Regions from separate parts of the Homo sapiens genome. Here region 1 is linked to region 2. A link is a contact called in ENCODE POLR2A ChIA-PET data. All regions are on one chromosome and are shown on one strand. The core of a region is the stretch at or near the end of the contact, and the rest is flanking DNA. Distances in the headings are between cores, read along the strand shown. Region 1 has its middle 65 kb from the start of RREB1. Region 2 overlaps LOC105374903 (a long non-coding RNA gene).

Evidence for each region. ChIA-PET counts read pairs that join two places held with the same protein, here RNA polymerase II (POLR2A).
Region 1: POLR2A ChIA-PET joins it to region 2 with 11 read pairs in H1. The contact joins two enhancer-like sites. POLR2A ChIA-PET finds 5 or more read pairs at or near these places in 5 of 52 experiments (AG04449, H1, MCF 10A and 2 more).

The regions. Positions count from the first base shown.
Region 1 is chr6:7,039,467-7,046,730 of GRCh38, reverse strand. No RefSeq gene overlaps it. Among named protein-coding and RNA genes, the nearest start is that of RREB1, 65 kb to the left of the region's middle. RefSeq lists an enhancer at 3,377-4,265. Within about 2 kb of position 2,575, at least 4 of the 41 ENCODE cell types and tissues checked have a DNase peak (open chromatin) inside an H3K27ac peak, as active enhancers do.
Region 2 is chr6:6,873,011-6,880,501 of GRCh38, reverse strand. It overlaps LOC105374903 (a long non-coding RNA gene), which reads left to right. Exons shown (of 3, transcript XR_926431.3): 2 at 6,358-6,512; 3 at 7,301-7,491. Among named protein-coding and RNA genes, the nearest start is that of LINC03055, 8.9 kb to the left of the region's middle. Within about 2 kb of position 4,526, at least 3 of the 41 ENCODE cell types and tissues checked have a DNase peak (open chromatin) inside an H3K27ac peak, as active enhancers do.

The DNA of each region.
Region 1 (7,264 bases), core at 1,326-3,825, 170 kb before region 2:
AGAGCCTCCCTCTGTTACCCAGGCTGGACTGCAGTGGTGTGATCTTGGCTCACTGCAACCCCTGCCTCCCGGGTTCGAGTGATTCTCCTGCCTCAGCTTCCCGAGTAGCTTGGATTACAGGTGCATGCCACCATGCCCAGCTAATTTTTATGTATCTTTTAAATTAATGAATACTAAAGTAAAGCTATTGTCTTATATATGTGGTGGGGGTCAAAAAAGGAGAACCAACTCTGAAGAGAGAGAAAATCAATTTAGTAAAGCAGACATTCTCTTTCTCTCTCTCTCTTTCTCTCTCTATCCTTATTTTATGTAACATAATTTTTTGATTGATTTTATGGGATATAACGGTGTTGGGGATAACTCTATGCTCTCATCACATTTGTTTTATCATTTGGCTATCAAAACTGGAAACTCCAAACATCTCTTCTTTGCAACTTCTTTATTACCTAACCTACTTTGGTGCCCAAAGCCAAGAAAAGGTTTTACAATCCATGCACACTACCAGACCTGAAATACTGAAGATCTACGTCTCTGCTGGAATTTTTTATGGTCATGAAAACAAAATTGAGTGGTACTTGTCAGAAACACAAATGGTGTTCATAGTGACACAGAAGGTTTTATTACTAAGTATATTTTTACTCTGAATATCTCTACTTGCCCTGTATAATTTTCCCTTCAGCAGGGTATCTTTTTTTTTTTTTTTTTTTTTTTAAGGGTCTTTAGTCTTGGATTATTACAGCAAGCAAACAAGCAGATGGCATCATTGCTGAGCAGGGTTCCAGTGCGAAGGATGATACACTGAGCTCCCAAATCATAATTGAAGGTGGGATTAGTTGGAAGAATCTTGTTTATTAACAAAATCCTCTTCATTTATTTTATTCCCCAATAATAATTTGCCACTTACTAAGCCCTTATTCTGCACCTGGCATTTTATGCTAATCTTCACAACAACCCTAAGAGGCAAAGCTTCTTCTTCCATATTTTACAGATGAGGAATCTACGCTTAACAAGGCTAAGTAATTTAAGGTCATGCAGCCAGTGAGTGACAGAATTAGAATTAGAACCCAAGTCTGTGACTCCAAAGCCCTAACTAGCACAGATGGGGCTTCCTCACCAACTCTTAGATGTCATGCTTTGAACCCCTGGTTATCTTTGCAAAGGCAAGAATTGCTGTAAACTGAGCCCAAATAAGGACAGCTGTCTCCTTAGCATCATTAGTCACTTCTTCCTTCATCACTTCCCAGTGGATAGGAGGTTAGTAAGTGGCTTAACCGCTACCGAGATCATCCGCACACTCCATGCACAGATGGCACAGGGCTAGATGTGACTTAACCTAATTATTCTGCCCTTTCTGGCTCTTACTTCTAGAAATAGTCATCAAAAAAAGGGAGACTTTGAAAGACTTATTTAGGTCTCTCTACCTGAAAGAAGAGAAAATTATTTTGGAGGCAAATGAATTTCTAACTTTCCTGAAAGAAAGGGAGATTTTTTTTTTTTTTATGACTTGTCTGAGGAGAAGTCAATGAAGAGGCTGTTGCACACAATAGCTATTGAGTCACAAATAACACATGCACCCTGGAAGATTCCACTATTTGGCACGTATGGTGGCTAAAAAAGTGGAGAATCTTCTTGGTTTCTCTTCCCACCCAGCCTTTCTTAGGTACTTTGACGAGAAGGCACCTCTCACTTTCTATGAGCTTTGTAGGACCCTGAGCCATATTACCATCAGCTAAAGTCTTTATTTATTTTTAATTCTTGAGACAGAGTCTCGCTCTGTCACCCAGGTTGGAGTGCAGTAGCACAGTCTCGGCTCACTGCAACCTCTGCCTCCCGGTACAAGTGATTCTCTGGACTCAGCCTCCCGAGTAGCTGGGATTACAGGTGCCTGCCACCATGCCTGGCTAATTTTTGTATTTTTAGTAGAGACGGGGTTTCACCATGTTGGCCAGGGTGATCTCGAACTCCTGAGCTCAGGTGATCTGCCCACCTCGGCCTCCCAAAGTGCTGGGATTACAGGCATGAGCCACTGCGCCCGGCCAATAATGAAGTCTTTAACTGGCCATTTTCCTCAGTGTATTTTTTCCTCATCATGTCCACTTCAAGATGGATGAAGAAGCAGCCTCTCTAACCACCCCAACTTTAAATCCAGTAGGATTGTCTGCCAGAAATAAACCCCTCTCTTCAGGAAGACAAAGGCCAGGTGTTTCAGGCTGACAGCTTCTGAGATCTCCCCTACACTACATAAATCGTCACCACTCGCTGGGTAGACAAATAAGAGGAAGCCACTTAAAAAGTTTATCAAAAAGTAGAAAAAGTTATTCAAAAAGTAGAGATGGGGTCTTGTTATGTTGCCCAGGCTGGTCTTGAACTCCTGGCCTCAAGTGATCCTCCTGCTTTGGCCTCCCAAAGTGCTGGGATTACAGGTGTGAGCCACCGTGCCTGCCTGGAAGCCACTTATATTTGAGAGTTGGGAGGAAGGGACGGCTTTCTGGACCCAAGGAAACAGCAAGGCAGCAGGGCAGGGAGCAGGTGCTACTGGCAGGTGGCCGGCACTGCTGCTGGCCTGGAGGGTGAGGGACAGCAGGAAGACGGCAGACTAAGAGGCTGCACGCTTTGTGGAAATAGCTGAAAATAGAACGTGAGGTTAGGCCCTGAGAATTCGACTCCTGCTAATGGCAAAGAGAGAAGCCGAGGTCTTCCGTACGTAAGACCAAGGCAACAAATAGGGCCATTGCACACCCTGGGTCTGGCCTGCCTGCCTAGGATGCCAGCTCTCAGCCCTCACTCGTGGAAAGAGCTCAACTTTTAATTTTTTTATTTTATTAGTATTATTATTTTGAAACGGAGTCTCACTCTGTTGCCAGGCTGGAGTGCGGTGGCGGGATCTCGTTGCAACCTCTGCCTCCCGGGTTCAAGCGATTCTCCTGCCTCAGCCTCCAGAGTAGCTGGGACTACAGGCGCCTGCCACCACGCCCAGTTAATTTTTATATTTTTAGTAGAGACAGGGTTTGGCCATGTTGGCCAGGCTCGTCTCGAACTCCTGACCTCAGGAGATCCACCCGCCTCAGCCTCCCAAAGTGCTGGGATTACAGCATGGTGAGCCACTGTGCCCGGCAACTTTTTAATAATTTGTCTTCTTGCTGAATAACAAAGCTATCTAAGTAAAAAGATGTGTGTGTGTCTCTGTGTGTGTGTGTGTGTGTTTCACCTACTTGGTTGATTGGGGTCACAGTTGCAGTTTACACTGAGCCTCTAAATTTTATTTGGAAGACAAAGCAATATTTCTTTTGCTTCTTTTTTCTTTTTCTTTCTCTGTCCTGCTTTTAGGCAAGAAAGCAATATTTCATATCACAAGTTCAGCTGCTGCTGCTGACAGACAGTTTGCTCTGACTGTTCTTCACCAGACGAGGCAGGTTAAACTCTTGTCAGCCATATGTTGATTTGTTAACACTACCCATGTCCCAGGTAGCAGGCTCAGATGGGTCTCAAAATAGACCAGGCACACATGGCTGATAAGATCCCAGTGGGCAGAAGATAATGTTACACCATCTATGACATAACCTCTAGAATAATCACTGCTGCCCTTTGCTCCAGAGTCCAGCTCCAGTGCATGCAAACGTGGAAAGTCCTCAAACAGTGGGGGGTTTAGTGTGTGTGTGCTTTCCTTGAAATTGGTTAAACTTCCACTCAGCTTTGGAAGCTTCTAATAAGCGGTTCACAGCCTTTTCTTCTCTTTCTTCTCCTTTTTTGCTTCAGTGGGATGGATGGCCAAACAAACTTTCTGGTGGCTGTTAAGAAGAACAAAATTCTTTGCAGAAGCACGTGCCAGTGTTTTACAATGCACAGCACACATCGAGGCCTGCGGCACACACTGGAACACAATCGGATTCTGGAGCTCTAGGGACAAAGAGCACTGCTAATTTGTGCAGCCGCTGCCTTAGAATGGTGAGCAGGGAGGACACTCTAAGGAGAGGGAGTCAGGGCATCAGCGCAAATTGGTTTTCCAGGCGAAGGAAGGGGAAAGCCTCATCTTGGAAGAAATTTCAGTTTCTGTGGACCTGTGGACCTGATGTCGGGTTACCTCGCCCCTCCCCAGCAGGAGCCGAATGCCCGTGCCTTCTCTCCTGGAAAGCTGCCTTTCTAAGCTAGAGAACTGCTGCCACAAACCGATTCTGAGAGGAAGGGAATGTACTCTTCATATTTGTAGAGAAAACCAGGAAGTGAGGAGTCGCAGCCCCGGCTTCCTGGTCGGGCTGCTGACTCACACTGTCATCCTTTAAGCGATTTCCTTCATTTCTTTGCACCTCAGTTTCTCAGTTAAATGAAGGATGAAAATGCAATTCCCCTAGAGACATTGGCAATACCTCATTCATGTTTGCATTTCTTTGCGATAACTGGGATTAGAGATCTGATTACTGCAAAGCAGCATTACATGGAAGATTCCATCTTTATTGTCAACTTGAGGCCTATCTTTGAATGAATATCGTTCAAGGTCTTTTGGTCACCTTTCCCACTATTCATTCCATGCTGCCCCCTCCCCACTCCATCTATTCTTTTCCATGGTGACTTCAAGTGATGTCGTTTGCATGAAGTTTTGTCTCCGAGGAGAGGAGGCTTTAATTTCTCTTGGTTCATTCCAGAACATGGTAGTCCATGGATCACCACAGGCTTGACTGGTTGTGGGAGACAGGATTCAGAGGCCAGGAATGGGATCTCAGTCACAACCTCCATGCTCTTTTAAGGAATTTAGGCTGTCCCTTTGTACTTGATTTTCTTTTTCCTCTTCAAAGTGTCGACCTCTTTGTTTGGCTAGGGTGAATACATCACTTCCTCTTTGGGGTCTGCGTTTTGTCTCCTGCTGGGTTTGAAATGTCATGTAATTTGTTGGGTTTTCACTGGATTATGTTTGGAGTTTGTTTGTCTTTTTTGGTGTTCCCAAATCATCACTGGTCACCAGAACCCTCTCTCTTCTACCTCCTGATTAATGATGAGATAGAAGTGCACGCTCCTCAGCATTTGCCAAGAGAGACACATTCATCTTCAACTGCTCTCTCTGGTCTGTTGCCTATGAAGGGAGTTACCCTGCAAGGGGAAAAACAAAAACAAAAAAAACCCCACAGAGCTGTTATCTTTTCTTCCTGCTGAGCAGTCTGGCTGCTCTGTTGCTTTGCTCACTATCTGGCCAAACTTCATTTGAGAGTGATCTCCATGCTCCTCATCCAGAATATGGTGCAAGCCTCAGGTCCTTCTCTCTTCAGACTCCCCAACCTTTCCTTGGCTCCTCATAGAGGACATTTTCTGCTCCTAGAAGCAACATTTCTCTGCTATAATAAGTACCTTTTGGGGGATACACTTGGAATTTATTATTAACTCATCCCACAGCATTATTGATGTACTGCTACGTACCAGGCACTATACTATACTAGACATCAGGTGTGTGATGAGAATAATGAGGCCAGGTGCGGTGGCTCTCACCTGTAATCTCAGCAATTTGGGAGGCCGAGATGGGAGGACGGCTTGAGGCCAGGAGTTCGAGACCACCTTGGTCAACATAGCAAGACCCTGTCTTTACAAAAAATAAAAAATAAAAAAATCAGCCAGACATGGCAGTGTGTGCCTGTAGTCCCAGTTACTCAGGAGGCTTAGGTGGGAGGATCCCTTGAGCCCAGGAGGTGGAGGCTGCAATGAGCTGAGTTTGCACCACTGCACTCCAGCCTGGGTGACAGAGAGAGACCCTGTCTCTAAAATAAAATAAAATAAAATAGGCTGGGTGTGGTGGCTCACGCTTGTAATCCTAGCACTTTGGGAGGCCGGGGCCAGTGGATCTCGAGGTCAAGAGATTGAGACCATCCTGGCCAACATGGCGAAACCCCGTCTCTACTAAAAATACAAAAATTAGCTGGCGTGGTGCGCGCCTGTCGTCCCAGCTACTCTGGAGGCTGAGGCAGGAGAATCACTTGAACCCAGTAGGCGGAAGTTGCAGTGAGGTGAGATCGCGCCGCTGCACTCCAGCCTGGTGACAGAGCGAGACTGTCTCAAAACAAAAAAAAATAAAATAAAATAATGAGACTTATCTCCTGCTTCTAAGAGCAGGGCTGCAGGCAGAAAAGGGGTGGTGGAGGTGCAAGTAGTGATGGAGAGGGCTGAGAAAAACCTGCAGTCATAAGTTACAAGGCAAAGAGAAGCCCTTTTATAGTTCATAAGCATAGTGATTGGGTTTTTGCACAGATGAGACACCTTGTTAAGATGTTGGCACTTTACTCATAAGACATAAACACACACACACACAAACACACACACCAAAAAACAATGCAAAGAGAAAGATTTCTGATGGTGACTTGAATCTAGTAGTGATAATATTCATTGCACAACTTTACCATCTATTATAGCAAAAACATTCCCCCGAATTCTTACTGTGTGCCAAGCACTGTGCTCAGTAATCTCAATCCTTACTCAGCCCTTTGTGGTGAGTTCTATATTCACCCTTATTTTACAGATGAAGGAATGGAGATTTGAGGAGGCTAAGTAATGAGCGCAGGGTGATTAGCTAATATCAAACTCAGGCACTGAGGCTATGCTGTCTAGAGAAAGAAATACATGCTAGGGACCTTCTGGACAGGGTTCTGCCTATACTTGTGACAGCACTGGAAATTAAGTCCTCTCCCCTGTGTTTCTCTGAAAAGAAATAATTTATTTCCTGTGTTCTGGAAGGACATTGGGTGAAGTTGGTTGTGTTTTAAAGCATGTCCATTGACGCCTCTTTTGGTTCCTGAGCCATTAGCAGGAGGCTCCTGCTATATTTCACATGACCCTGTCTTAGTGACCTCTCTGTTGGCCTTAGGGAAAACATGGGGGCCATTTTGCTAATCCAATGAGGAGTATCTGCTTAGAAAGGGAATTTTTTGGGGGGCAATGCCAGTGGCTGAGTAGCTCTCCCTTCTTCGTAAAAAAAAGAGAAGTCGGCTGGGCACAGTGGCTCACGCCTGTAATCCTAGCATTTTGGTAGGCCAAGGCAGGCAGATCACGAGGTCAGGAGTTCGAGACCAGCCTAACCGACATAGTGAAACCCTGTCTCTACTAAAAGTACAAAAATTAGCTGGGCATGGTGGCACGTACCTGTAATCCCAGCTACTCAGGAGGCTGAGGCAGAAGAATTGCTTGAACCTGGGAGGCAGAGGTTGCAGTGAGCTGAGATCGCGCCACTGCACTCCAGCCTGGGCTACAGAGCTAGACTCCATCTCAAAAAAAAAAAAAAGAAAGAAAA
Region 2 (7,491 bases), core at 3,277-5,776:
TTGGCCTCCCAAAGTGCTGGGATTACAAGCGTGAGCCACTGTGCCTGGCTACAAACTTGCATTTCTGACAAGCTATAGTTATTTTTGGGTTTTTCTGAAACTTACAAATGAACCCATTTCTACCTAATGTACCATGGAAAGTAAATACACACACACACACACACACACACACACACACACACACACGAGAAGAAACAGCATTGCTTGGCTTCAAATCCAAACTCCACTACTTGCTAAGTGCTGTGTGTCTTTAGACAAGTTTCTTAACATTTCTGTGCTTCAGTTTCCAAACTGAGAAACTGGGAATAATAATAGTAACAACTGTGTAGTTTTTGTTTGGCTGGGTTTTTTTGTTTTTTTGTTTTTTGTTTTTGGAGGAGCAGATTAAATGAGAGAATATATTTATTTAAAGACATAGAACAGTGGTCTATACATAGCAAAGATTTGATACATGTTAGCGACGATCATCATGTAGGCACCATCCACATTTTCTTTTTCTTAAAACAGACTTTCACACTATTGCCCAGGCTGGAGTGCAGTGGCACAATCTTGGCTCACTGCAACCTCTGCCTCCTGGGTTCAAGCGATTCTTCTACCTCAGCCTTCCCAGTTGTTGGGATTACATGCGCCTGTCACCGTGCCAAGCTAATTTTTGTGTTTTTAGTAGAGACGAGGTTTCACCATGTTGGCCAGGCTGATCTCGAACTCCTGACCTCAAGTGATCCACCCACCTTGGCCTCCCAAAGTGCTGGGATTACAGGCGTGAGTCACTGCACCTCTTGGCAAACCATTTACACTTTCATTTCCTCATACTCTGCCTCTCCATACTAAAGAGTTTTCCTCATACTCTGCCTCTCCAAAACTATAGGGTTTTACCAAATATGTTTCCCCTTATTTTGTTTTCATTTGATGACTTCCATTAATGTCCCAGAACACAAAAAGAAACCATGTTAAGAGTAGTCAAAATGCAGTTTATGCATAGGCAGCCAAGGTATTTTCTTCAGACAATCTGCTGTAAGGCATGGGGTTGAGGAATGAACTGTGTCTAGAAAAATGGGTCGCTGGGGTTTGCTCTGTGTTCTCAATAACTTCCCTGTTCTGGTTATGAGTTCTTAGATTGTGTAGAAACATAAACTTCATAGCAGTAAGCACTAATCAGTACCTAGAGAAAGAGTAGCCTTCTCTGCTTAGAGGTTGTCTTTCTCAGTTTCTAAAGAAGCCTAAGTTTGAATACCATCTGTTCATTTGTTTATTTATTGAGTTATTCATGGGGATACAAAGTTAGATAAGAAGGGGTCCAGACTCCTAAGATGCTCACAGTTGAGTAAAGAAGGCAGATGCAGCTGCATTTCCTGTGCCTCTCTGGACATGCCTCTTCTCATGTCTGGCTCTCTGAGCCATGGGTGTCAGTGGGTGATTAACAGTTTGCTAGCAATAAAAGGTGGGGTGGTGCTTCTGGGAACTGATCCTCCAGAGGCGTCTGCACACGTATGGAAGGATGTACGTGAGCAGTTATTCACGGCAGCATCTCTTGTAGGAGCAGAAGCCTGGAAGCAACCCAAGTGTCGTCTTTAGAGGACTGGGTAATCCGTGAACATCCCACACATGAATACTACACAGCAGGGCAAAGGAGCAGGGCTGCTGTCTGTGCACAGACCTGGCAAGCTTTCCAGAAAATGCCGTGAAGAGACAAAAGCAAAAAGCATTGAGTATATATAGCTGGTTATATTTTGTGTAAGAAAATAGCATCTGTGTCAGTATTTGCTTGTATTTTCAGGAAGACTGGAAAGATATCAGTGACCTTAGAGAATATAAAGTAAGATAAAGGGTAACTCTAAGTGGAACAAGTTTTTTTTTGTTTGTTTGAGATGGAGTCTCACTCTGTCGCCTAGGCTGCAGTGCAGTGGCGTGATCTCGGCTCACTGCAACCTCCGCCTCCTGGGTGCAAGCGATTTTCCTGCCTCAGCCTCCTGAGTAACTGGGACTACAGGCATGCACCACCATGCCCCGCTAATTATTTTGTATTTTTAGTAGAGATGGGGTTTCACCATGTTGGTTAGGCTGGTCTCAAACTCCTGACCTCAAATGATCCGCCCACCTCAGAATTAGGTTTTAATGTTATAATTTGATAATTATCCTATTCAACAACATATCAAATCTGAAAGAAATCACATGAATTTTTTTTTATTATTATACTTTAAGCTCTAGGGTACATATGCACAACGTGCAGGTTTGTTACATAGGTATACATGGGCCATGCTGGTTTGCTGCACCCATTAACTCGTCATTTACATTGGGTATTTCTCCTAATGCTATCCCTGCCCCAGCCCCGCACCCCACGACAGGCCCCAGTGTGTGATATTCCCCTCCCTGTGTCCAAGTGTTCTCATTGTTCAATTCCCACCTATGAGTGAGAACATGCAGTGTTTGGTTTCCTGTCCTTGTGATAGTTTGCTCAGAATGATGGTTTCCAGCTTCATCCATGTTCCTGCAAAGGACATGAACTCATCCTTTTTTATGGCTGCATAGTATTCCGTGGTGTATATGTGCCACATTTTCTTTATCCAATCTATCATTGATGGACATTTGGGTTGGTTCCAAGTCTTTGCTATTGTGAATAGTGCTGCAATAAACATACGTGTGCATGTGTCTTTATAGCAGCATGATTTATAATCCTTTGGGTATATACCCACTAATGGGATCGCTGGGTCAAATGGTGTTTCTAGTTCTAGATCCTTGAGAAATCACCACACTGTCTTCCACAATGGTTGAATTAATTTACACTCCCACCAACAATGTAAAAGTGTTCCTTTTTCTCCACATCCTCTCCAGCATCTGTTGTTTCCTGACTTTTTAATGATCGCCATTCTAACTGGTGTGAGATGGTATCTCATTGTGGTTTTGATTTGCATTTCTCTGATAACCAGTGATGATGAGCATTTTTTCAAGAAATCACATGAATCTTTAATCTGGGGCTTTAGCTAATGTATCTTGAAAATTTTAGAAGTTGTGAAAAAAATTGAGTTATGGTAAAAATGACCAGCATTAGTAAATATCAGGCTTTATTTGAATGTGCTTTTCTTTGCAGCTAATGACACCTCCTAAGGATGAGTTTTAAGAAGAGCTGCAAAGAATTTTTTATATTTAAAAAAGTGAGGAAAGAGTCTTTTTTAGCATTCAATAATTCTTACAAAAGTTTCCCTTAATTTGCTATCATAATACTAACCCTAGTGAGTGATAAGTTTTCTTTCTTCCTCCCTTCCTTTCTCTCTCTCTGTCTCTGTCTGTATCACACAAACACACACAGACACACACACACACACGCAATTAGGAAGAATAAGAGGTGACTTTGTGGATGAAAAGCTGTTTTTCACTTCCCTCTACCATATAACTGAATTTAGACTATTCCCAAATACCCAAATTTTAATAATGGGTGTTCCTTTAACAAATAAACAAGCAAATATATAATGCCAGGGAAATCTCCAGAACACTCTGAGTTGATGGCGCTGTTATCATCAAAGGGGGCTTCCCTTTTGTTTGCTGCCCTGGAGTTTCCCCATCATGGAATGATGAATTGGAATCAGACATGGGAGAGCAGAAAGGGGGCCTCTCTTGTCTAAAGTGGGAGACAGGCTATCATGAAGGAACTCTGGGGCACCTTCTCAGTCCAACCGCCTTAAGAAAGAGTGCACGTGGAAGATGAGAATCTGCAAGTTGATTCTCTTAAGACTAGCCAAGCTGTGCCTCCCGGAAAGTCTTCAAGAACCCAAAGTTAGGGGGTGCCCAGTGAGTTGGAAGATTATAAGAGTAAAGAAGAATCATGAAGAGGGAAGGCATTTCTCTCTTTTTTTTTTCTTTTTCTCATTTTCCCTTTTTAAGATAAAAAAAGTTCTTAAAATTTACATATATCCTCGGGACTTTTCTTTTAATAGAGATGAGGACTGATTATGTTGCCCAGGCCAGCCTCAAGCGATCCTTCTGCCTTGGACTCCCAGAGTGCTGGGATTACAGGCGTGAGCCACTGTTCCTGGCCTTGGCTGGCATTTCTTAATTAAGGGGAGAGCCTCACCCATGATCACAACTCACCTATATGCAGCAGAATTGGAGAAAACTGTTCAGCAGCTCCCAGAAACTTCCCTGGGGCTTGTGTACTGAGGGGCCATAGAAATTGCTTTCTATAGATTGTAAGCTCTTTGAGGGCAGGTACTTTGTCATATCCTTCTTTCCTATTTCCCCCGAGGGCCCAGGAGTGTGCCAGGCACGTGGGAGTCCTGCACAAACACACAGCAAAAGGCCTTTTCTATTTCATGGAAGTGAAGGACTTGAAGAGTCCTCTAGAGTTCTTCCAGTTCACTCTCTCGTGCACTATGAATGAAATCCAAACCCTTAAAGACAGCTGAGAATTCATCAGAGTTTTAACGAGCAAGAGAAGGATTCCAATAATACCACTTGTTGCCTCATTTCAGAGTCTACCAGACTACAGTTCAGAGATGCTTCCTTATGAGTCACTTAAGTGCCTGTGTGATTTCACTGTAGACTGAGGAGGCTGGTCCCATCACCAGCGCCCTTGACCTCCACAGGTCAGTTATAGCTTTCTTCCCCTCTTCCTTCCTCAGGCTGGTAAATCTTAGTTATTTTTATATCTCAGAAGGGTAGCATATTTTTGGGAGGTGTTCTCATTTACCTTCTCTTATTATGAGCTGGGAGAATTCAAGTTTAAGAGGGAAAAGATTTAAAAAAACTATCATAATAATATAATAATGATAAAGGCCAGGCACAGTAGCTCATTCCTGTAATCCCAGCATTTTGTGAGGCTGAGGAGGGAGGATTCCTTGAGGCCAAGAGTTCAAAGATAGCCTAGGCAACATAGCGAGACCTTGTCTCTATTTAAAAAAAAGTTTTAAAATTAAAAAAAAAAAAAGGAAAAGATGGTTACACCTCTTTCTTTCTTTCCTTTCTTTCTCTCTCTCTCTCTCTTTTTTTTTTTTTTTTTTGAGATGGAGTCTTGCTGTGTTGCCAGGCTGGAGTGCAGTGGTGCAATCTTGGCTCACTGCAACCTCTGCTTCCCAGGTTCAAGCCATTCTCCTGACTCAGCCTCCCAAGTAGCTAGGATTACAGAAGTGCACCACCACACTCAGCTAATTTTTGTATTATTGGTAGAGACAGGGTTTCACCATGTTGGCCAGTCTGGTCTCGAACTCCTGACCTCAGGTGATCCACCCGCCTCGGCCTCCCAAAGTGCTGGAATTACAGGCGTGAGCCACCGCGCCCGGCCACAGCTCTTTCTAACTTAACATCTTTGCTATTCATGGGAAAGTGCTGTATATTTGTTGTTTCCTAATCCTCCCCCTCTCTCATTAAGTGACAGCTGCGTAACCTAATGTCGGCTTTTTCTTAGTCCTCCATGCCCTTGGTGGTAACTGGGCACCAGGCTGCCGAGGAGAAAGATTGTATTTCCCTCGCAGCGGATTGTAGCCCCAAAGATATCAACAGCCATGTTACATGACAGCCAAAGGGAGAGCTGCTTAAAAGACAGTGCTTTTTGTCTTTTCTTTGCCTCTCCTGCTAGTTGCTTGCTTTCAGTTATCTGTTGTTGTGTACCAAGTCACTTCTATAATTAGTGGCTAAAAGCACTATAATTTATTACTTTTTGTGATTCTGTAGCTGGGAAATCTGGGAGGTTTCTCACGCCAGTCTTGCCTGATATCCCAGCTGCTGTTGGATCTAAGATGGCCTCATCCACATGTCTGCCAGCGGGGGCTCCTCAGTTCTTCTCTGGGAAGTGTCTCCTTCTCCCAAAGCCACATGCACCTTATCACAACATGGCAGCCTCAGGGTTTCAAGAGGGAGAGAGAGGAAGCTTCAAGATTGCTTAAGGACTAGGCTCTGTAATTTATACAACGCCACTTCTGTCAAATTCTACTGGCCAAACTGGATTCAAGGGTGAGGAACTAGACCCCACATCTTGATGGAAGAATAGACAGTGTCATTGACATTGCAAAGGGCTTTAAAACAAGGAGGCGTGATTCATTGGAGGACCATTATTAAAAACAATCTGCCGCATCAGTGGCTGGAATATGGACACGATGCTATTAAGTAGAATTTAAGCAGCTGTCTTGGACAAGCTCTGGAGGCCCTGTGCTAAGAAAATTGGAGAAACAACTTGGAAAGAGTCCCTGACACTTTGTGAAGCCTCCTTATGAACCATGGACTGTCTACCTCCAGTGTGGTTTCATTTGAGAGGTCGATAAATGCCTGTATTGTTTAGGCCACTGTCATTTTGGACCTTCTGTCACTTGCAGCCAAATCTAATCCTAACTTACATGCTTTCCAATACTCACCCTCTTACATTTTCAGCTCTACTTACCAGCCGAGGCTACCACCACACAGAGTGTACTGCAGTTTCAGGCTTGGAGAGGAAGGGAGGAAGCCTAACCCTCGGGAGACCCCGTCATGTTTTGATGTCATTGCATGTCCCATTTGGCCAGCCCGGAAAAAATAAAATGAGGAAGGTGAGCAGGAGGGATGTTGCCACGGGACTGAGGAGGTTAGGGGTTGTCATGGGCCTGCCTGAAACATTGCCTGGTCCCATTATTGGTCAATGTCATCTCAGCAATGAACCCAGGGGAGAGCCCAGGAACCACAGTGGCAGGTCTAAGAATGTTCCAGGCAAACTGAAAAAGCCAAACTTGCCCATGCATAGACGCTGTGGATCAGTGGTTCATTTGGATGTGGTCAAAAGTGGGCCTGCTCCCTGATATAATGATAAGCTATGTATCTCGGATTCCATCTGGAAGCCATTTTCAGATTTGCATTATGAAGAGATGATGTTGAGTTGGGGCTCTCTGAACTCATCTGTTTTGCATGTGCACAGGGGTGGGTTTTAGAGATGAACAGCAGCTTTTCTCTTCCCCACTTTTTCTTCAAGTTTGATGGTTAGGTTTGGGCTTTATTTATAACTTGTCACATGGAGAAATACAGCAGGGCACTATTCAGAGGCCATGCAGCATCATATCATTTTACAAATTCCCCACTCGTAATTAGTTTAGGCTGTTTTAAGTCTGCATTTTTTTTTTCTATAATGATATAGTAGACACAAAGTGTTAACTGGAAACAGAAATATTCGCCTCTTTCTCTGTCCCACCCTTACCCCCACCACATCACCTTCCTCTACCCGCCAGGGGGTACCCTGGTAGCATATCTATCCCAGTGACGGGCAAGTCTATCTGGAGGCTTCAGCCACTCTTGGAGGCCAAGGAACCTTGAACGCTTATCTCATCCCTTTGTCTCCTCCCAACAGAATGGCCCACAAACAACCTGGACAGATAGAAGGCTGCTTTTAAAGAAGCTCACAGACACAGCTGATTGATTCTGCGACCTTGCTTTGTTACTCATCTCTGAGTTTAGAGGCTTCACTGCCAGGGACCTTGTCCAGAGTTTCTGAGACCTCCAACAGCCTGTGGTCTCCTGGTCACTCAGACCCTACTGGTG